Linked DNA regions of Homo sapiens: regions 2 and 3 are each linked to region 1. A link is a loop called in an ENCODE intact Hi-C map of the cell type or tissue named here. Cell type or tissue: B cell. All regions are shown on one strand. Region 1 holds the start of LOC107985329 (a long non-coding RNA gene). Region 2 has its middle 17 kb from the start of PCAT19. Region 3 has its middle 19 kb from the start of CEACAM21.

Evidence for each region. A loop is a pair of places that touch in the nucleus more often than their neighbours do. Peaks named below come from ENCODE experiments on the same cell type or tissue, not always from the same donor. Only the 100,000 strongest peaks of a DNase experiment are listed, where the experiment ranks them.
Region 2: a loop joins it to region 1, with 7 times the contacts of the local background. A loop is called at or near these places in 11 of 110 quality-filtered maps.
Region 3: a loop joins it to region 1, with 16 times the contacts of the local background. A loop is called at or near these places in 17 of 110 quality-filtered maps.

Annotation. Positions count from the first base shown.
Region 1 is chr19:41,445,236-41,453,235 of GRCh38, reverse strand. It overlaps LOC107985329 (a long non-coding RNA gene), which reads left to right and starts at 3,644. Exons shown (of 2, transcript XR_001753941.2): 1 at 3,644-3,727; 2 at 4,147-4,301. RefSeq lists an enhancer at 3,968-4,027. In B cell, CTCF peaks have their summits at 3,491 and 3,693 (motif pointing left); a DNase peak (open chromatin) is centred at 3,695; H3K4me3 peaks cover 669 bases.
Region 2 is chr19:41,513,537-41,521,536 of GRCh38, reverse strand. It overlaps the pseudogene PLEKHA3P1. Among named protein-coding and RNA genes, the nearest start is that of PCAT19, 17 kb to the right of the region's middle. In B cell, a CTCF peak has its summit at 4,486; DNase peaks (open chromatin) are centred at 6, 4,606 and 4,886; H3K4me3 peaks cover 1,407 bases; H3K27ac peaks cover 1,205 bases.
Region 3 is chr19:41,591,269-41,599,268 of GRCh38, reverse strand. No RefSeq gene overlaps it. Among named protein-coding and RNA genes, the nearest start is that of CEACAM21, 19 kb to the right of the region's middle. In B cell, CTCF peaks have their summits at 1,295, 1,498 (motif pointing right), 3,583 and 3,783 (motif pointing right); DNase peaks (open chromatin) are centred at 1,488 and 3,778; H3K27me3 peaks cover 523 bases.

The DNA.
Region 1 (8,000 bases):
TGGCCCAATGCACCTCTTGAATCACCTCCTCATGCTTTGCTTTTAGAGAACATGATCCCCAACATGTGATTCCAGCAAAGATTCTAGAAAGCCAACCGTGACAATCACTTCTGGGTTTAGATGACCCCCCCCCACCACAAGATGGCAGTGAGCACCTCATCACAGAGGTGCTGATGGTCTGCAGCACCGCGCCAGGCCAGAACGTGCCTTTTACAGAAGAAAATAACCCAGTAGCTGACTAGGATGGTGAGGAGGGCTGGTGAGCACTGCGGTAGTGAGAGGGACACTAGCATCACTGAGATGCAAGTGATGGTCATTTTTCATAGGTCAAAGCTCAAAGCAGGGGACAGTTACAGGGCAGGGCTTCATAGCACCAGTGTGATGAAAGTATCTGGGAGTGGCTAAGGCCAGCACTATGCCATGGGAAGCAAGGTGGGCCTGAGGAGGAGGCAGCAGCGTCAGCCTGCAACAAGTGGGGGCTGCCCTGCAGAGACCTAAGAGTCATGTTATAGAGCACAGTGTCTGTAAGGCCAAGAAGTGTGGACAGCCAAGTGTGTCAATTACTAGACATACTCAAGAGGAGCAGGAAGGGCAGGGCATGGTGGCTCATGCCTGTAATCCCAGCTACTTGGGAGACTGAGGAAGGAGAATCGCTTGAACCCGGGAGGTGAAAATTGCAATGAGCCGAGATTTCGCCACTGCACTCCAGCCTGTGTGATGGGAGCGGGACTCCATCTCAAAACAAAAAAAGAAAAAGGAAAAAGAAAAAAAGAAAAACCTAGGTATACTTCTCAAGCAAATAAAAATAATCAAAACCAATATCATGCCCGGGCACAAATTTCATATATATAACAGATTTAAATATATGAGGGTGATTATCCTCTCATATCTCCATTTTTTTTTGTTTTTCCATTTTTTTCTTTACTAAAAAAAGTTAATGCCAATGACACACAATTTTTTTTTTTTTTTTTTTTTTTGAGATGGAGTCTCACTTCTTCGCCCTGGCTGGAGTGCAATGGCGTGATCTCGACTCACTGCAAAGTCTGCCTCCTGGGTTCAAGCAATTCTCCTGCCTCAGCCTCCCAAGTAGCTGGGACCACAGGAGTGAGCCACCACACCCAGCTAATTTTTGTATTTTTAATAGAGACGGGGTTTCACCATATTGGCCAGGCTGGTCTCAAACTCCTGATCTCAAATAATCTGCCCGCCTCGGCCTCCCAAGATTCTGGGATTATAGGCGTTGAGCCACTGCGCCCCGCCTATGTATGATTTTTTTTTTAATTTTATTTTCATAAGTTTTTGGGGAACAGGTGGTATTTTGTTACATGAGTAATTTCTTTAGTTGTGATTTGTGAGATTTTGGTTCACCCATCAACTGAGAAGTATACACTGAACCCAATTTGTGGTCTTTTATCCCTCACCCCCTTCCCACCCTTTCCCCCGGAGTCCCTGAAGTCCATTGTATCATTCTTATGCCTTTGCATCTTCATAGCTTAGCTCTTGAACCCTTACTTTCTGTTTGAGGGAGAAGACATATCATCTACAAGTAGATACTGTGTAAACATTCCATTGCATGACTATCCCATAACTTATTTATTATTTGTGTTTGGTTATTTGCTGCTATGTAACAACCCCACTCCCAACTAAATGGTGTGACAATTCCATGATTCTGTGGATCAAAAATTCTGAAAAGTCAAACCCAAGGAGTTTTGTCTCTGCTCCATGATGCTAAAGCCTCCGCAGGGGTGAGGCGAATGGCTCAGGGTGACTGAAAAGCTCAGGGTTGGAACAGCTGGGGATGAGGCCTCTATGTATAAGATGATTCTTCACTCACAGGTCTGAAACTATGGTGGGGACAGCCAGAAGGCTCGGCTCAGCTGGGACAGTCACCTGAGCCCTACACATGACCTCTCCAACATGGTGATCCTGAAGCAGTTGGGTTTCTTACACAGCATCACACTTTTCTTTTTTTTTTTTTTTTTTGAGATGAAATATTGCTCTATCACCCAGGCTGGAGTGCAGTGGCACGATCTCAGCTCACTGCAGCCTCCGCCTACCAGGTTCAAGCGATTCTCCTGCTCCAGCCTCCCAAGTTGCTGGGATTGCAGGCGCCTGCCACCAAGCCCAGCTAATTTTTGTATTTTTAGTAGAGACGGGGTTTCACCTTGTTGGCCAGGCTAGTCTTGACCTCTTGACCTCAGGCGATCCGCCTGCCTCGGCCTCCCAAAGTGCTGGGATTACAGGCATGAGCCACCGCGCCCGGCCAAAGCTCACACTTCTTATGATTCAGCCTTAGATGTCACATCAGTTCATTTTCCCCACACTTATTAGTGTTAGAAGTCACAAGCCCACCCATACTCAGGGGACTGGCACACAGACCCCACTCTCAATGGAAGGGGTGGGACACCACCATTCCTGCTGATGGGCATTTGGGTAACTTCCTGTTTGAAGCTATTAAGATTGGGCTGCTGTGGCCGGGCGCAGTGGCTCACGCCTCTAATCCCAGCACTTTGGGAGGCCGAGGCGGGCGGATCACGAAGTCAGGAGATCGAGACCATCCTGGCTAACACGGTGAAACCCCGTCTTTACTAAAAATACCAAAAAAAAAAAAAATTAGCTGGGCATGGTAGCGGGCGCCTGTAGTCCCAGCTACTCGGGAGGCTGAGGCAGGAGAACGGCGTGAACCCGGGAGGCGGAGCTTGCAGTGAGCCGAGATTGTGCCACTGCACTCCAGCCTAGGCGACAGAGCAAGACTCCGTCTCCAAAAAAAAAAAAAAAGATTGGGCTGCTGTGACTATTCTAGTAGGTGTCTTTGGTGAGCGCCTACACGTGTTTCTCTTTTTCTCTTTAGTATATGCCCAGGAGGGGAACTGCTGGCTCCCAGATACCGTATGTTCAGGGTCACACACACTTCCACAGGGTTTTCCAAAGCCCTTGTACCAGCACGCACTCCCAGCACCTGTGTGACTGCTCCAGCTGTCCCACAGTCTCATCAGTTCTATTGCTGATATTTTCATTTTAGCTTAAGTTATATTTAATAGGAAAATTACCGTTGCCTCTGCCCCCCGTTCCTGCCTGTAGGAGTTTCTCGTAGCTGTTGCTACAGGTGGCCACAAATCTGTCACTTAAACCCACACAAATTGATGTCCTTATGGCTTTGGAGTCAGAAGTGTCAACTGAAGGTACTAGCAGGGCTGTACTGACCTGGTGGCCTCAGGGAGCATCTGTGCTGCTTCTCCACCTTCTAGAGGCTGCTGCATCCCTCGCTCCAGCCCCTTCCTGACACCACTCACCCTCCTACTTCTGTTATCACATCCTCACCTTCTCTGTGTTCAGGGCTCCCTCTGTCTCTCTCTTGCAAGCACACTTGGGATTCCATTGAGGGCCACCCACATAACCCAGGAGAATTTCTCCACCTCAATATCCTTAACAACTGCAGAGCCCTTTTGCCATAAAAGTTACCATTCACGGGTTCCAGGGATTGTGACATGGGTAGCTTTAGGAGTGATTATTCCTGCCTGTCTCCCGCTCACCAGAACTTGGACTTTCTCTCTCAACAGGAGCCCCCTGTGTGGGAATAGCCTGTCTCAACGACGCCCTCTATAAGGACCTGCTTCCTCAAAGGACCTCATAGTCGGGTCCTGCCCCTCAGTGTCCAGTCTGCCTTGGCTGGAGGGGCTGCAGGGGTGTGTTGGCGCCACCTGGTGGAGACAGGGCATCACAGCAGGTGGGAGCCCAGTAGAAGCACAACCAAAACATGGGTAATGTTTAAAATTTTCTGGCTAAGCGCTGTGGCTCACGCCTGTAATTCCAGCACTTTGGGAGGCCGAGGTGGGTGGATCACATGAGGACGGGAGTTTGAGACCAGCCTGGCCAACATGGTGAAACATCCCCTCTACTAAAAAATACAGAAAAATTAGCTGGACATGTGGCGCGCTCCTGTAATCCCAGCTACTCGAGAGGCTGAGACACGAGAATCGCTTCAACCCCGGAGGGGTTGCCGAGATCGCGCCACTGCACTCCAGGCTGGGCGATAGAGCGAGACTCTGTCTCAAAAAAAAAAAAAGAAGAGGGGAGGCGAGGGGAGGGGAGGGGAAAAGGGGGAATTTGTTTGGAGCTGAGACATCCATCTTCTCCTGACCTCAGATATTTGCACTCCTGGTTATGAAGCCTTCACACTTGGACTGAATACACCACCAGCTTTCCCGATTTCCAGCGTGCAAATGGCAGATCGTGAGACTTCTCAGCTTCCATAATTACATGAGCCAATTTATATATATAAATTGGGTCCTCCAGAAAAACAGAATAAATTATATATATAATTATACGCATAACTTAATTAAATTATACGTATAACTTAGCTATATATATAATTTATTCTGTTTTTCTGAAGAACCCTACTGACACAAATGTTGAGCATCTTTTCATGTGCTTATTGGCTTAATAACTTGTACATCTTCTTTGGGGAAATGTCTATTCAAGTTCTTTGCCCATTTTGTAACTGAACTATTAATATTTGTCTTTACATTGTTGAGTTGTAAAAGTTCCTTATATATTCTAGATACTAGAGCCTTATCAGATATATTTCTGCAACTATTTTCTCCTAATATATAGGTTGTGTTTTTATTTTCTTTTTCTTTTTTTTTTTATTGAGACAGTCTCACTCTGTCACCCAGGCTGGAGTGCAGTGGCATGATCTTGGCTCACTGCAGACTCGACCTGCCAGGCTCAAGCAATTCTCCCACTTCAGCCTCCTGAGTAGCTGAGGTTATAGGCACTTGCCATCGCACCCAGCTAATTTTTGTATTTTTTAGTAGAGCCGAGGTTTCGCCATGTTGCCTAGGTTGGTCTTGAACTCCCTGCCTCAAAGCGATCTGTCAGCCTCAGTCTCCCTAAGTGCTGGAAGTACAGGTGTGAGCCACAGTGCCCGGCCATCTATTTTCAATAGTGTTTTTTGATGTACACAGGTTTGGAATTTTGATAATGTTCAATTCATCCATTTTTTTTTTTTTTTTTTTGGTTCTTTCTACTGGACCACCACTCTTGAGCCCTCTAATCCAACCTCCACGCGGCAGCCAGAGGGAGCTCTCTAAATGTAATTACTCTTTCCCTGCTCCACCTGCTCAAAACAGTGTCACATTTGTGATTTAAAACAGTATTTCTCAAACCTAATTTGCAAACAAAGCAGGTGGAACTCTTCTTGTATGCACAGCATCTGATTTGGTTGGTCTGGCATGGGTCTGGGAGTGAGCACACCTACCAAGCGGCTGCTGGGGTAACTTGCGTTTTCCACTGATGATTTCAGCAATGTTTCCGGTCCCACATGCTCCTCCAGAACCTTGTACTCCCCCATGAAAAGGTGGAGTCCATTTCCCCTTCCTTTATTTATTTTTTTGAGACGAAGTTTCACTCTTGTTGCCCAGGCTGGAGCGCAATGGCGTGATCTCAGCTCACCGCAACCTCCGCCTCCTGGGTTCAAGCAATGCTTCTACCTCAGCCTCCCGAGTAGCTGGGATTACAGGTATGTGCCACCACGCCCAGCTAATTTTGTATTTTTAGTAGAGACGGGGTTTCTCCATGTCGGCCAGGCTGGTCTCAAACTCCCGACCTCAGGTGATCCGCCCGCCTCAGCCTCCCAAAGTGCTGGGATTACAGGCGGGAGCCACCGCGCCCGGCTATTTCCCCTTCCTTTGAACCTGATCAGGACTTGACGATGGCATCAACATGGTGAGAGTGACCCTGCATGGCTTATGAGGCTGGGTTACACAAGGCGATGTTGCTTCTGACTGGCTCCCTCTCAGGATACATGCCCTTGGAACCCATCCTCTAAGCTCCTTGGGAGCCCAACTTAGCCCATGTGGAGACAAGACAGGGAGAGAAACAGAGGCACCCCCAGCCCTCAGCCAGCATCAACCGCCAGACAGGAGAGCAAATGCGCCAACAATGATTCCAGCTGAAGCCTCAGACAGCGTGGAGCAGAGATGAGGGATCCCTGCAGATTGCAGATGCGTGAGCAAAATGCATGCTGTCACTGTTTTGAAACAACAATGTCTGGGGGCTGTTTGTTATGCAGCAATAGACAGCTGTAACAATGCTGTTACTGCTGTATTCCATGAATGACTGCACTTTGAGTAGCAGGGGGCTAGATCACTAGATAAGCCCCATGGCTTCTGTGTATGCTATTTTTCTACTTTTATATCCTTTTCATTCACTTTTTTTTTTTTTTTTTTTGAGACAGAGTCTCACTCTGTTGCCCAGGTGGGAGTGCAGTGGTGCAATCTTGGCGGACTGCAACCTCCACTTCCCGGGTTCAAGCAATTATTGTGCCTCAGCCTCCTGAGTAGCTGCGACTATAGATGCACCCCCATGCCTGGCTAGTTTCCGTATTTTTAGTAGAGACGGGGTTTTGCCATGTTGGCCAGGCTGATCTCAGACTCCTGACCTCAGGTGATCCACCCACCTTGGCCTCCCAAAGTGCTGGGATTACAGGCGTGAACCACTGCACCCAGCCTCATTCACTTTCTTTACTTGGCTCATTTTTCCTTGTTGCCTCAATTCTCCTCTAAGATCACTTTCCTGACATTTCAGCCTGGGCCTGTTGCCTTCTCTGGGTCCCCTCCGCCTCCTGTGCCTCCCCCATCTCAGCCTTGATCCCTCAGATTATACTTCCTCTGTCCCCACCCTGACCATCTTGGCTGTCCCTGGATAGGGATGGGTATCTTCTCCCACTGGTCTGGGAGATCTGGAAGGACAGGCCTGGAAAAGACTTGGTCACTGCTGGAAGGAGCTCAGTTAGTGTGGTGCTGAGGACAGTACGGGTGAGGCTGGCCCCTTCACCCAAACTCCCACTCTCTTCCATAGATTTCACCTCTGTGGCCCAGGCCATAGGATTAGGGCAACTCCCCTTAAACATCGAGTCCATCCTCCAAGCTGTCCTTTTTTTTTTTTTTTTTTTTTTTTTTGAGACAGAGTCTCGCTCTGTTGCCCAGGCTGGAGTGCAGTGGCGCGATCTCGGCTCACTGCAAGCTCCACCTCCAGGGTTCACTCCATTCTCCTGCCTCAGCCTCCCGAGTAGCTGGGACTACAGGAGCCTGCCACCACACCCGGCTAATTTTTTGTATTTTTAGTTGAGACGGGGTTTCACCGTGTTAGTCAGGATGGTCTCGATCTCCTGACCTCGTGATCCGCCCGCCTCGGCCTCCCAAAGTGCTGGGATTACAGGCGTGAGCCATCGCGCCCGGCCTCATGCTGTTCTTGAATAGTGAGCACCTGTTACAAGTCGCCCCACCAGCCTCTCACTTGTACCCCCCTCATCTCTTTCTCCCCAAGAGACAGAGGACCCTGGCACTTGTGAAGCATGACCCAGACCCTGGGGCCATGGCATCCAACATCCTCATTCCCCATGACCCCTACTGTCTAGATGTAGCTGCCAAGAGACCCCCAGACTCCCCGGGCCTCTGTCTAGAGTGCCAAGACAGAGAGAGAATGCCCTGCCGCTTGCATGCTTTGTGGGGTGTCCTTCCCCCTTCCCTGGCTGCTAGGCGTGACTTCAACGTTCTCCCCAACCCCCAAACAGCAGCACTGACACCAGCTGCAGACCTGGCTCAGGTTAGCTAATGAGGACCAGGCTGGGGATGGAGCCTGAACCCCTAAACCCCAGTCCTGTACCCCACCCTAATCCTGGGGTCTCCACTGGACAAAACGAAGCAGCTTGGTTTTTCGTTGTTATTGTTTTTGAGATAGAGTATCTCTCTGTCTCCCAGGTTGGAGTGCAGTGGCGTGATCTCAGCTCACTGCAGCCTCCGCCTCCCGGGTTCAAGTGATTCTTGTGCCGCAGCCTCCCCAGTAGCTGGGATTACAGGCGCGTGCCACCACACCCAGCTAATTTTTGTATTTTTAGTAGAGACAGGGTTTCACCATGTTGGCCAGGCTGGTCTGAAACTCCTGACCTCAAGTGATTTCCCAGCCTCGGCCTCCCAAAGTGGAAGCGGCTTATTTTT
Region 2 (8,000 bases), 68 kb before region 1:
TTTGTTCACCACGATGAGAATCATTCATCTCCTAGTGCAGAGAACATCAATGAAGCCTCTTCTCTGCTTAGTGCCACGTGTAACACGTTCATCACAACGCTTGAGGAATGTGTGAAGATAGCCAATGCCAGGTTTAAACCTGAGATGTTTCAACGGCACCATCCGGATCCCTTAGTTTCTCCTGTGTCACCTTCTCCTGTTCAAATGAGGAAGCGTTCTGTCAGCCACCCTGGTTCTTGCACCAGGGAGGAGTAGCCACTGTATAAAAGAACCAGTATCTGCACTTCACCGACTCTCCCAGCGACGCCGAAGAACCTACTCAGATACAGATTCTTGTAGTGATATTCCTCTTGAAGACCCAGATAGACCTGTTCACTGTTCATAAAATACACTTAACGGAGATTTGGCATCAGCAACCATTCCTGAAGAAAGCAGACTTATGGCCAAAAAACAATCTGAATCAGAAGATACTCTTCCATCCTTCTCTTCCTGAAGAAACTGTAGTGTCCAACTTTCTCTAAGTATTGCTATGCAAAAGCTGCTGTAATTGAACTATTGTTATAGGGAGTAGTTTTTTCCCTTAGGACTCTGCACTTTATAGAATATTGTAAAACAGACAAACAAGAAAACAAACCACATACTTTTGAAGCGTGTTTTATCTTTATATAGTTTGTTTGCAAGAGTATTTTCCTAATAACTTCACAGTATGAATGTGCATCTTTTTTTTTTTTTTTTAACAAATGATGGTGTAACATTTTGACATCCATAAGGACAAATGTAGATATTTTTCTAAAAAACCGTGAGGGGACTGACAGCTTGGTCAGGGTGTATTGTAGCTTATAAACATGAAATCTTACAAGGTTTCAGTTTGACAGAAGTGTGATATATGTAACTTGTGCCATGGACCAAATGGTCACTTTACCACAGCTAAAAATGAGTTATGATAGCAGCTTGATGGTGATTGCATTGTATTCCTTTAATCAAAAAGGAAACGCAATATTCTAAGTATCTTTAGCCCAAATACCATGACATATTGAGCATCTTTAAATAACCAGACTGTATTGTCCTTCATATGTGAAGTTGACACTACTGATTTGTCAATACCAAATTTTGGGTTAAAGTGTTTAATTTTTATTTATTTATTTTCTTGTTGCCTCAAAAGATGATTGCATTCTAACTTTTGTGACCTACCAAATTTAAGATGTGTATACATTGTTCTTTACGTTGTTCTAGAAAAGAGATTTTAATGCTGTAGTGACTTAGCTCACTTACATCAGAGAAATAAACAACTTTCAATGGAAAAAAATATATATAAAGGAAGGAAGAGGATGATATTACTTCTCATATAGAAGGGGTTGTACACCCCCCTTGTGATATTGTTCCTAATATTCAGGGAGGGAGAGGATTATATTACTCCCAATATAGCAGGGAGTGTACACCCCCCCCCCCCGTGATAATGTTCCTAATATTCAGGGAAGCAGAGGATGATATTACTTTCAATATCACAGGGGTTGTGCTGTCCCCCTGTTATATTGTTCTTAATATTCAGGGGGGAGAGGATATTATTATGCCCGATATCACAGGAGAAGTACACCCCACAAGTGATATTGTTCCTAATATCCAGGGGTAAAGAGGATGATATCGCAGGTGGTGTACACCCCTCCCCGTGATATTGTTTCTAATATAAAGAAGGAGAGAGCATGATATTACTCCCAATATCGCTGGAGGTCTACACCCCCCTTGTGATACTGTTCCTAATATCCAGGAAGGGAAACAATGATATTGCTGTGAATATTCCAGGGGGTGTACACCCCTTTGTAATATTGTTCCTCATATCCAGGGGGTAGAGAGGATGATATTACTCCCAATATCGCAGGGGGTGCACGGCCCCACTGTGATATTGTTTTTCATATCCAGGAGGGGAGAGGATGACATTACTCTCAATATGGCAGGGGGCGAACACCCCCTGTGATATTGTGCTAGTTAGGTTGGGAGAAAATGATATTACTCCCAATATCGCAGGGGGTGTACACCGCTCCTGTGATATTGTTCCTAATATCCATGACGGGAGAGGATATTACTCCCAATATCGCAGGGGGTGTACCTCTCCCCTGTGGGATTGTTCACAGTATCCAAAAGGGAAGAGGATGATGTTACTCCCAATATCACAGGGGGTGTACACCACCATTGTGATATTGTTCCTAATAGCCAGGGAAGAAAACGATGATATTATTGTGAATATTACAGGGGGTGTACACACCCCCTGTGATATGGTTTTTAATATACAGGTTGGAAAAGGATGATATTACTCCCAATATCACAAAAGGTGTACACACCCCCCCATGATATTGTTCTTAATACTTCGGTGGGGAGAAAATGATATTAGTCTCCATATCACAGGGGTGTGAACTCCTCCGGTGATATTGTTTTTAATATCAAGAGGGGAGGAGATGATATTGCTTTCAATATCGCTGGGGGTGTACACCCCTCCTGTGATATTGTTCCTTATATCCAGGCGAGGGGAAAATAATATTACTCCCAATATGGCAGGGGGTGTACACACCCCATGTGGTATTGTTCCTAATACTCAGGGGGAAAGAAGATAATATTACTTTCAATATCACAGGGTTTGTACACCTTTCCTGTGGTATAGTTTTCAATATCCAGGGGGAAGGTACATGATATTACTCCCATTGCAGCAAGGGGTGTACACACCTCCTGTGATATTGTTCCTAATATCCAGAAGTGGTGAGGATGATATTACTCCCAGGGGGTGTACACCCCACCTATGATATTGTTTCTAATATCCAGGGGAAAAGAGTGTGATATTATGCCCAATATCGCAGAGGGTGTACACTTATCCTGGGATATTGTTTCTAGTATTTGGGGAGGGAGGAGAGGATGCTATTATTCTCAATATCGCAGAAATTGTACACCCCCGCTGTGATATTCTTCATAATAATCAGGGAAAAAGAGGATGATATTACTACCAATATTGCAGGGGGTTACACTTCCCCTTTGGTAGTGTTCCTAATATCCAGGAAGAAAGAGGATGATATTAATCCCATTTTCCAGGAAGTGTACACCCACCGTGTCATGTTGTTCCTAATATCCAGCAGGGAAGAGGATGATATTACTCCCAATATCGGAGAGGGTGTACACTTCCCCTGTTATATTGTTTCTAATACCCAGGGGGAAGAAGGATGACATTACTGCCAATATCACAGGGTGTGTACCCCACCCTGCTATTGTTCCTAATATTCAAAAGGAAAGATGAAAATATTACTCCCAATATCTCAGGGTGTGTACACCTCTCCTGTGATATCGTTCCTAATATCCACAGGAAGAGAGAATATTACTCTCAATATTGCAGGGGGGTGTACACCCCCCTGTGATATTGTTCCAAATATTCGGGCGGGGAGAGGATGATATTAGTCCCAATATCGCAGGGGGTGTGCACCAACCTGTGATATTGTTCCTAATATCCATGCGGGGGAGGACGATATCACTCTCAATGTCGCAGGAAGTGTACACCTCTCTTGTTATATTTTTCTTAATATCCAGGAGGGAAAAGATGATATTACTGCCAATATCGCAGGGTGTGTCCACCCCCCTTTTATATTGTTCCTAATATCCAATGGAAAAGAGGATGACATTGCTCTCCATATCCCAGAAGGTGTACAACGCCCCTGTAATATTGTTCCTAATATTTTGGGGGAAGAGAGGATGATATAACTTATAATATCACAGGAGGTGTACACCACCCCTATGTATTGTTCCTAATATCCTTTAAGGGAGAGGATGATATTACTCCCAATATCTCAGGTGGTGCCTATTCCCCCTGTGATATTGTTTTTAATATCCAGGGGAAGAGAGTATGATATTACGCCCAATATCGCAGGGGGCATACACCCTCTCTGAGATATTGTTCATAATATATAGAGGGAGAGAGGATGATATTACTTCCAATATCAGAGGTGGGGTACACCCCCCGGTTATATTATTCTTGATATCCAGGAGGGGAGAGGTTGATATTACTGGATATATAGCAGGGAGTGTTCACATCTTCTGTGATACTGTTCCTAATATCCAGAAAAGTAGAGGATGATATTACTCCCAATATCGCAGAACGTGTACACCTCCCTGTGATATTGATCCTAACATTCAAAGGGGAGAGGATGATATTACTCAAAACATCACAGGGCATGTACACTCCCCTGTGATATTGTTCCTAGTATCCAGAAGGGAGCAAGATAATATTACTTTCAATATCGCAGGGGGTGTACACCCCTCTTTGGTATGTTTCCTAATATCCAGAAGGAAAGAGGGTGCTATTACTTTCCATATTGCAAGGGGTGTACACCCCCCTGTGGTATGGTTCATAATATCCAGGGAGGGAAAGGGTGCTATTATTCCCCATATCGCGAGGCATGTACACCCTGCTGCGGTACGGTTCCTAATATCCAGGGGGAAAGAGGATGCTATTACTTCCCATATCGCGGGGTGTGTACACCCCCGTGTGGTATGTTTTGTAATCTCCGGGAACGAAGAGGGTGTTATTACCCCTCATATCGCTGGAAATGTACACTCCCCTGTGGTACGGTTCACAATATCCAGGGGATTGAGGGTGCTATTACTCCCCATATCGCGGGGGGAGTGCACCTCCCTGTGGTATGGTTCGAAATATCCAGGGTAAGAGAGGGTGCTATTATTCCCCATTTTGCAGGAGGCGTACACCCCTCTATGGTATGTTTTGTAATATCCCAGGTAAGGGGTGCTATTGAGAGAAGAGAGCAAAAGACCCCCCCCATATTGTTCTGTATTATTTTATACTCAGTACCTGTTTTAAGAAGAAACAAGGAAGCGAAACCAAAGGCAGGCAGCCCGGCGCCAGGCACCAGATCCAAAACCAGACCCGAAACCAGGCCTGGGCCTTCCTGACCTTAGCCTGAAAGTTAAAATTCAACCCATGACCTAGCAACTGATGTTATCCATAGATTCCAGACATTGTATGGAAGGACATTGTGAAATTTCTTGTTCTGTTCTGTTTCACTCTGAGTACTGGTGCATGCAGCCCTTGTCACATACCCACTAGATTGCTCAATCAATCATGGCCCTTTCATGTAAAAACCTTAGTGTTGTGAGCCCTTAAAAAGGACAGAAATTGTGCACTCAACAAGCTTGGATTTTGATACTCTAGTCTGCTGATGCTTCCAGCTGATTAAAAGCCACTTCCTTCACTACCTCGGTGTCTGTGGGATTTTGTCCGCGGCTCCTCCTGCTACACTGTGACTCCCCTTATAGAGAGGGGTGTACACCCCCCTTTGGTTCCTAATATCCAGCGGGGGAGTAGGTGCTATTACTCCCCATATTGCGGGGAGTGTACACCCCCTTGTAGTACGGATCGTAAAATCAAGGAGGGAGAGAAGGTGTAATTATCCCCATATCACAGGGAGTGTACACCTCTTTGTGGTATAGTTTGTAATATCCACGACGGGAGAGAATGCTATTACTCCCCATATCGTGGAGGGTGTACACCGCCCTGTAGTATGGTTCGTAATATCCGGAAGGGGAGAGGTTGCTATTACTCCCCATATGGTGGGAAGTGTACACCCCCATATGATATGGTTCATAATATCCAGGGGGGTAGAGGATGATATTACTCACAATATCGTAGAAGGTGCACACCCTTTTGTGATATTGTCCATAAAATCCAGAAGGGGAGAGGATGATATTACTTCCAATATCACAGGGGGTGTGTAGCCCCATATGATATTGTTTGTAATATCAAGGTAGGGAGAGGATGCTATTCCTTACAATAGCTCAAGGGGTGTAACCTTCTTGTGATATTGTTTGTAATATCCAGAAGGGGAGAAGATAATTTTTTTATTTTAAAAGTAAACTTTAATGTCAAAAATGCAAACTTGAGAAGGGCAGAAAGATCAAACAGAAGGCTGCCACTTCACAATTGGAGGGTTGCACAGTGGCCGGGCAGAGGCGCTCCTCACTCCCCAGACGGTGAGGCAGCCGGGCAGAGGTGCTCCTCACTTCCGAGATGTTGCAGGAGCCGGGCAGAGGTGCTCCTCACTTCCCAGAACAGGGGGCTGCCGGGCAGAGGTGCTCCTCACTGCCCAGACGGTTTGCAGGCCTGGCAGAGGCACTCCTCACTTCCCAAACGGAGCAGCGGCAAGCCAGAGGCGCTCCACACTTCCCAGATGGTGGGGCAGCCGGGCAGAGGCGATCCTCACTTCTCAGAGGGTAGGGCGGCCCAGCAGAGGCGCTCCTCACTTCCCACATGGTGGGGCGGCAGGCTAGAGGCGATCCTCACTTCCCAGACGGTGGTGTGGCCATGCAGAGGTGCTCCTCACTTCCCAGATGGTGTGGCCGCCGAGCTGAGGCACTCCTCACTTCCCTGACAGTGGGGCGGCTGGGCAGAGGCGCTCCTCACTTCCCAGACACTTGGACTCCGGGCAGAGACTCTCCTCATTTCCCAGATGGTGGGGCTGCCGGGCAGAGGCGCTCCTCACTTCCCAGACGGTTCAGAGGCCGGGCAGAGGCGCTCTGGGGAGAGGATAATGTTACTCCCAATATCGCAGGGGGTGCACACTCCCTGTGATATTGTTCCGAATATCCAGAGGGGGAAAGGATGATATAGCTCCCAAAATCGTGGGGAGTGTACACCCCCCTGTGATCTTGTTTGTAATACCAAGAAGAAAAGAGAATGCTATTATTTCCAATATAGCAGGGGGAGTACAACCCCCTGTGATATTGTTCGTAATATCTAGGGGGAGAGAAAATTATATTAGTCTTAATATCTCAGGGGACGTTCATCCCCCTGTAATATTGTTGGTAATATTCAGAATGGAGAAGATGATATTGTTCTTAAAATACAGGAAAAAAATATGATAATATTACTTCCAATATCGAAGGGGGTGTACACTCTCCTGTGATATTGTTCCCAATATCCGGAATGAAAGAGGATGCTATTACTCCCAATATCCCAGGGAGTGTACACCCCTTTGCCATATTGTTCATAATATCCAGGGGAAGACAGGATAACATTACTCCCAATATCACCGGGGGTGTCCACCCACTAGTGATATTTATTGTTCATCATATCCAGAAAAGGAGAGGATGATATTACTCCCAATATTGCAGGTGGTGTACGGTCCCTGTGATATTCTTTGAAATATCTAGAAAAGGAGAGGATGATATCACTCCGAGTATCACAGGGGGTGTACACCCCCCTGTGATATTGTTCGTAATATCCAGGGGAGAAAAGGATGATATAATTGCCAATATTTCAGGGGATGTGCACCTCCCTGTGATATTGTTTGTAATATCCAGGGGTGGAGAGGATGATATTACTCAAAATAACGTAAACATCCTGTGTGTACATCCCCTGTGATATTGTTTATAATATCCAGGGGGGTAGAAGATGACATTACCCCCAATATCACAGAGTGTACACACCCCTGGGATACTGTTCATAATATCCAGGCGGGAAAGAATGAACTACTTCCAATATCGCAGGATATGTACACCCCCCTGTGATATATTTCCTAATATTTATGTGGGTAAGGATATTACCCCCAATATCACAGAAGGTGTACATCCTCTTTGTGATATTATTCCTAACATCCAGGAAAGGAGAGAATGATATTACTCCCAGTATCGCAGGGGGTGTACACCACCCCTGTGATATTGTTGCTAATATCCAGGGGGAGAGGATAATATTACTCCCAAAATCACAGGGGACGTACACTCCTCCTGAGATATTGTTCCTAATATTCATGGAGAAAAGAATGCTACTACTCCAAATACAGCAGAGGGTGTACACCATCCCCGTGATATTGTTTTTTATATCCAAAGGGTGAAAGGCTGATATTACTCCCAATATCGCAGGGGGTGTACAGGCCCCCCATGATATCATTCTTAATATCCAGGGAGGCAAAGAATGATGTTACTCCCAATATTGCAGGCTGTATACACCCCCCGTG
Region 3 (8,000 bases), 150 kb before region 1:
TTTCAGTTCCTTAGACCACGCTGTGAGAAGCAAGGCTTATTGGGACCCCCATCCCTTAACAGGATGACCTGTGCTCCCCATAAGTGACCTCTGCTGTGTCTAGGGATTGGCTCTGTCAGCACCTCACAGAGAGTCCCTGGGACCCCCAAACTCAGTGTTATTTTCTCTATGACACAGAAACCCCTCTGGGTATGCAAGGTTTTCCTCATGTTTTCTAATGTCTGGGAAGGTTGGATTTACTCCCAGCAGGGAGGTCACAGAGATGTCCAGGGAGTGGGGTCCTAGAAATGGACAAATCTAGAGCTAAAGCCCAGGTCTACGATTTTCAGTTGTTTTTTTCTGCAGTGCTATGTGACCCTAATTTCCTAGGAGTAACTAAAATGCAAACCTCAGACATTTGTAGACATTTTATGATTTTTCTCTACAGCTTGTACCACTGTTATTATTATTTGCTTTATGCTTTTTCCTAAATAAATTTACTTTACAAAACATCCTTGTCCTAGTAGGGTGCAGGGGCTCACGTCTGTGATCTCAGCTGCTTGAGAGGTTGAGGTGGGTGGATTGCTTGAGGACGGGAATTTGAGACAAAACATCTTTGTCCTATGCAATATTATCCATAAAATTACAGGTTTGAGATATGCTTAAATTTTCTTCTAACATGTATTAAAATAAACATATAACTTTTAATCATCATATTAAATTGTATTTAATATAAATTTATATACAATACATTTTTATATAATAAATTATATATATAAATGTATATATAATAGTTTTTCTTTTTTGAGATGGAGTCTGGCTCTGTCTCCCAGGCTGGAGTGCAGTGGCACGATCTCAGCTCACTGCAGCCTCCGCCTTCTGGGTTCAAACGATTCTCCTACCTCAGCCTCCCGAGTAGCTGGGATTACAGGCGCCTGCCGCCACGCCCAGCTAATTTTTGTACTTTTTTAGTAGAGATGGGGTTTCGCCATGTTGGCCAGGCTGGTCTCAAACACCTGACTTCAGGTGATATGCTGCCTCGGCCTCCCAAAGTGCTGGGATTACAGGCATGAGCCACCATGCCTGGCCTATATATTTTATATAATTATATAAAGTTTTCTATAATAAATTTTATATAATAATATATAAAATGGATATTTATTTAAGATAAAGTTATTAGTTTTATATATTTACATATATTTAGGAATAAATGTGTTACTGTGGGAGCCCAGTGCCCAGGCAGGTAGTCAGTACATGATGGTTGTCATTAGGGTTAATACTTTGGAATTCTGGATTTTTTCCCAAGAGAGTGTCTACGCTGGAATATTGGGCTTGTGGCTTTCTGCTGATGTGCATGTGTGAAGAAGCTACTTCCACTTATTAGGACTTGTGTATCTGTCTCGCAGTTTCACTACCTATTTTCTCGTGATGTTGGTCAAGTCGCCTAACTTTTCTGTGCCTCATTTACCTAATTTGTAGAATATGGGTAACAGTACACAAGTGTGAGTGTGTATTTCCCAGGACTGACCACTAGAGGGCGTGAAGGCACCGGCACTTACTATTACAGCAATGGGTGTAGTAGTGCTCGTGGTCGTAAACATCATTCTCCCATGAAAGGAACCAGGGCTTCCTGGGAGAAATAACTGATTCCAGGGCTGGGGCCGGAAAGCACAAGCGGAGCCTGGAGCATCTCGTGAGGCCAGAAAGTAAGGAGCCGGCTGAAAAATAATGGAGATCTGTCGAAAGGTCACAGATGCCAACCAGAAGGAGCTTTGAATGACCAATTTTGAGACAAAATGAGCACTATAAGAAATAATGATAGTAATAAATTCCAACCCATAAATACCCATGAGTTCCTACTAATATAAATAAATAATTGAATACATAAATATATAAGGATGAAGAAACAGCTTTTTCTTACAGCAGGATTCCAATTAATGAATGTAGAAGGAATGATCAAATAGAAAATCACTATTTGGCTAACAGCACAGTCAATTGTTTGTAGGCAAGAATTATCAATGGACTTTAAATATGAATGGGTAAAAGTATGATGATGCTACAACTAGTGAGTACCAAGGGGGAAAAAAAAGTATGTTGAGAAGAAACAGGCTACTTCCATATTCCCAAAGTATCACTTCAGGAGATACTTATTGATTATAATGGGACAAATAGTAACTTACAGTAGAGAAACCTGGCAACAGAGTCTCTCCGAGGTACAAAGGCTCTCTTCAGGAAGGAGGTAAGGGGAAGGAAGAAGAAAACACTGTCCTGCCTCAATTATTTGCTTTCCCCATTCTCAAGTGTACTTCATAGACATTCAAAGATATGTGTTGATAGTGTCCACGATCCACATGGCTCTATTATAGTCATTTATTCACACATACATTCAGTGAGGCTTTGAGTGCCTAATGTGTGCCTGATATTTGCTAGATGGTGGATGCTGAGAAGATCAGGTGTGCTGCTGTCTCTAGGGTGACTGAATCCACCTGCCCCACTTTACAGATGTGGAAATTAAAGTGAAAAGGATTTATAGGATTAGTTCACTGTCACAAGGTCACTAGCCTTAAAGTTACAGGAGTAAAGCAAGTTTCCTGACTTGCTAGATTTTCTGCTGCAGGTGCTGACAATGGTGAGCTCCAATAGGAGAGAGGACACTCAGAGTGAAGTGGGAGCCCTGAACACCCTGGATTAGCCAAGAGGACATGCCGGGTCCAGCTGTGACCGCACAAAGGACCATTGGGGATATTTGTATTCTCTTTTTCACTTAGAGCTTGAAATGAGGAAAACTAAGTGCAGAAAACCAAGAGTGGAAGATTTTTCACAAAGCACTGGTAACATGCATCAGAAAACCCTGTGCTGATGTCTGTCACGGTGTTTCTCACTGAACGGTAATAGTCTGGCTTTGAGTGTGTTCCCTCTACAGCCTGGAGTTCTGCGAGGCAGGGACCAGGTGTGATTCATCTTTGTCTCTCCAGTGACAGTACACAGCAGGCTCTGATAAATATTTCTTACAAAATAAAATGGAATAAAAAGTAGACATCTGCACAGGTGTGGGATGACTGAGCAGCAGCAGAAGCAGGAAAAGTCAGCGTCCCCAGATCAGCTGATGTGGTGTTCGGATTCTAGATAGGGGTGAGGTGCCAGGATGGGGATGGGGGTCCTGTGGCTCTGCTGCCCTGGGGGACACCCCTAGGTTTCACAGTGCCTGCTGTGGTTGCTGCACTTTGCTTCCCCATGGGAAAGTGATCAGAGGGTGTGGGGCTTCAGGTGACCCCATGTGGGAAATGGCCAAGGGAAGGTGGGGTGGGCGGCACATGGTTTTTTTTAACCAATATTTGAAGGTAGGTTGTATGAAAAGGTGTTAGGCTTATTTCAGCTTATGGGGAGTAGGACAGGGATTGGTGAGTGTGTATCAGGTATATTTTGGCTCAGGATGGAAAAGAACTGTCACAGTAACATAAGGTCTTTTGGGAAATTACATGTTTACTGGCAGAGTTCAGGCCAGGGCTGGGTGTCTGAAAATACCTGTCAGGGTCACTTTTATGGTTACAAGGGCAGAGCTTGGCTTGGAACCAGGTTTCTTACTAATACCACATATTAAGTATTATAAAAACTGTCCTTTGCAATAGGACATTGCTCTATGATGCAGGTTGAGGTCCCTCTGTTTAAGTAATTGTGGGTGGCTGTGATTCTCTCATCTAGTCTGCGACTTGGACTTCACCTCCATCTGCAGTCCCTCTCCTTTGCTGTTGACACTGGTCAGAGTTAAGCGCATTTACTGACGATGGTCACAGGGTGGCAGCACTGCCTCTCTGGTATTTTCTAAAACCTCTTCCTGGAACTGAGCCAGTCTAAGAGGATGTCATGACTAAGAAAAGGGCACTAATGAGGTGAACAGATAATTTTTTTTTTCTTGTTTCTCCTGTGAAGTAACAGAGTGGAGGTGAGCATGGAATAATTGCCTTTTAGAAATGGAAGACAATGGAGAGAAGTGTTTCGCAAACCTTAATGTGTTCACAGATCCCACACAGATCTTTTTATTCAATACAGATTCTGATTTTTCTGGTGAGGCCTGAGATTGTGCATGTCTAAGGAGCTTTTGGATGATGCCATTGCTGCTGGTTGGCGGACCACACTTTGAGTAGCAAGGCTCGAAGATCATTTAGAGGTTAATTCTCACTGCATCTAATTTATGGATGAAAACAAACCAAGGTCCAGAGAGAGCATATACAGCTTGCCTAACAAAGCCATTCCCTAAGTGCCTGACTTCTTGCATTTAAACCCAGGGCTTCAGCCTTTGTCCAGTTCTCACTCCACACATCACACGGTTTGTTCACTGTTGTGAACGACAGTTGTGGCAGCATCTCTTTAGTTTAGGAATCCAGAGCCCCAATTTCACTACCCTCTTTGGTCTTGGCTCATGCTGTGACTTCGAATAGTTTTGCCCTTACTTAAAATCTTCAGTGGCTCTTTTGTAATCACAAGATCAAGTTCGAATATCTCTGTCTAGTGTTCATGGCTTTATAACATATGGTATCTCTTTAGTAACCTTACCTAACTTCCCTGTTTTAAAATTGTCTCTTGCTGCCATAGCCCTCCTTGCTCCTTCCTGCTCCCTAACAAACTGTGTTCACTTCTCTCTCAGTGGTAGTGATGATGGCATGGCCTCTGATGTTAGACTCATGTAACTTCTAATCCCAGATCCACCACCAACATTGGCAAGTTGATTCATCTTTCTGAGGATAAGCATCCTCCTCTGAAATAAACTTAGATGGCGGTTGAGAGGGGTAAATAAAATAACACACAAACCCACTCTCATCCCTGAGACCCTCTTCAAAACTAGCATATAAAAATAGCTATTTGAAGAGGTTCAGTGAAATTCAAGGTAACACAGAGAAGGAATTCAGAATCCTATCAGATAAATTTAATAGACTGAAATAATTTTTAAAAATCAGGCAGAAATTCTGTAGCTGAAAAATTCAATTGACAAACCGAAGAATGCACTAAATCTTTCAACAGCAGAATTGATCAAGCAGAAGAAAGAATTTGTGAGCTTGAAGAGATAATATATGAAAACTCAGAGTCAGAGAGACAAAAGAAAAAAGAATTAAAAGAATAATGCATGCCTACAAGGTTTGATTATTAAGCTACTCAAAGAGATACAAGAGAAGGGTGAAAACCAACATAAAGAAATGTAAAAAACAATCAGAATATAAATGAAAAATTTTCTAAAATGCTAGCTAGTTTTTTTTTGAGACAGGCTCTTACTCTCATCACCCATGCTGGAGTGAAGTGGCACAGTCATGGCTCACTGCAGCCTCAACTTCCTGGGCTCAGATGATTCTCCCACATTAGCCTTCCAAGTAGCTAGGACTAAAGGCGTGTGCCACCAGGCCAGGCTAATTTTTTGTATTTTTAGTAGAGATGGGGTTTTGCCATCTTACCCAGGGCTGGTCTTGAACTCCTGGGCTCAAGTGATCCAGGAGATTCACTGCCAAAAAGGATATAACCAAGTCATATAGTCATAGGTTATCTAAAGTCAATGTGAAGGCAAGAATTCTAAGAGCAGTGAGACAAAAGCATCAATTAACTTATAAAGGAAAACCTATCAGTCTAACACCAGATTTCTCATCAGAAACCTTACAAACCAGAAGGTATTGGGGTCCTAATCTTTTGGCTTCTTAAACAGAATAGCTCTCAGCCAAGAATCTTGTGTAGAGTGAAATTATATTTCAAAATGAAAGAGAGAAATACAGTCTTTTTCAGGCAAGCAAATGCTTCAGGATTTGTCACGGCTAGACCATCCTACATGGAATGTTAAAGGGACTTCTAAATCACAAAACAAAAGATTTAAATAGAACAGAATAGAACCTCTTGAAACCAAAAAATTCAAATGGCCTATAAAACAATAACACAATAAGAAAACAAAGTAGATAACGATCAACATGATGACTGGAACAAATATTAACATTGAATGTAAATGACCTAACACTCCACTTAAAAGACACAGATTGGCAAGATAAATAAAAAATCACAAACCAAATATCAGCTGTCTTCAAGAGACTCACTTAACATGTAAGGATTCTTATAGACTCAAGGTAAAGAGATGATAAAAGATATTCCATGCAAATGGAAACCATAAGTGAGAAGGAATAGCTATCCTTATATCATATAAAACAGACTTTAAGCAACAACAGTAAGAAAAAGACAAATAAGGCAACTATATAATGATAAAAGGATCAATCAAACAAGAAGATATTACAATCCTAAATATATATGCACCTAACTTTGGAGCTCCCACATTCATAAAACGGTTATGATGAGACCTAAGAAAAAAGATCAACACAAAACAGTGAGGGTGTCCTGGGTTTTCTTTTTATTGGACAGCAGTGTACTAGCCTATCACTTTCCCAGTCAGGGGATTTTTGGTCTCCCCATTCCCCTACCATGGGTTCATGCCAAAGTCCATATTTTTTATTAGTGTTTGGAATTGGATTTTTTTTTTTTGAGGTGGAGTCTCGCTCTGTTGCCCAGGCTGGAGTGTAGTGGCACGATCTCGGCTCACTAACCTCTGCCTCCTGGGTTCAAGCAATTCTTCTGCCTCAGCCTCCTGAGTACCTGGGACTACAGGTGCATGCCACCACACCCAGCTAATTTTTGTATTTTTAGTAGAAACGGGATTTCACCATATTGTCCAGGCTTGTATAGAACTCCTGACCTCATGTGACAGGGAAACAGGCACTCAGTGAACTTCATGCGATTGAGGAGTTAATGATAATGAGAGAAGGGCTGTGAGGGGACAGCACTGGGGACACCAGAGCCTGTGACGGGCTGAGTTGCTGTGCCTTGGGAGATGCCCTTTTGACTGAGCCCTGGGAAGGAGGGGGTGTGGGGGCAGGAGCTGCCTGCAGAGGGAGTGGCCTCAGGTGGGCGGCCACCTGGCTGCAGGGAAGAGGTGACAGAGTTCGTGTGCAGAGCTTGGAGGGTGAGGAGGAGGTGGGTTGAGGTGACCTTGGTGAGGGTGAACCATGGGGGGCTGTGGGCCCTGCTGAGGGAGGCCAGCCATCCCTGGACCTACAGGGTGGTTTGGTCTTTTTTGTCCCATTCCCAGCATCCACTGAGTGGTGAAACTCTGCAGGCCAGGGACCATCCCACTGGCCAGAAGGAGCGCACAGTAGGTGCCCACTCAGTGCATGTTGGGCTGGACAGAACCTCACTCTGCCCCCTGCCCCCAGCTTTGGGAGCTGCAGCAAGGTCCCTCCCCCTAGGGATCTCCATGCCTCTGTCTCTGAGGGGTGAGATGGGGAGACTTCAAAGGGCCATCTCAGAGTGTGGGGGATAGAGACGCAGAAGTGTGGGGGATAGAGGGAGGCCTGGGCTCTAGACCCAAAGGACCTTACACACCTCCTGAGTCTTTTCAAATGGTTTCTTCTGTTACTTTAAAAATGATGTAAGTCATCATATTTATTGTAAATCCCAGGAATCTAATCATGCGTAAAATAAGGTGTCTTATCCTTGACCCCACCCCTTCCCCAATTAAATTTCCAGGATGTTACCACTGTTTGCAGTTGGTGTGAATCTCTCTTTAATAATACTCTGTTTATCTCACTTGTCGTTTTACGCCAAAATACCCATTGAATTATATTATTGCTGAAGACCATTCTTTTTTTTTTTTTTTTTTTTGAGATGGATTCTTGCTCTGTTGCCCAGGCTGGAGTGCAATGGTGTGATCTCGGCTCACTGCAACCTCTGCCTCCTGGGTTCAAGTGATTCTCCTGCCTCAGCCTCCTGAGTTTCTGGGATTACAGGTGCACACCACCACACCTGGCTAATTTTTGTATTTTTAGTAAAGACAGGGTTTCACCATGTTGGTCAGGCTGGTCTCGAACTCCTGACCTCATGATCCACCCTCCTTGGCCTCCCAAAATGCTGGGATTACAGGCATGAGCCACCACACCTGCCCAGACCATTCTGTTCTACTGAATCATGTGTGGTGGGCACCTCTTATATCAATACATATG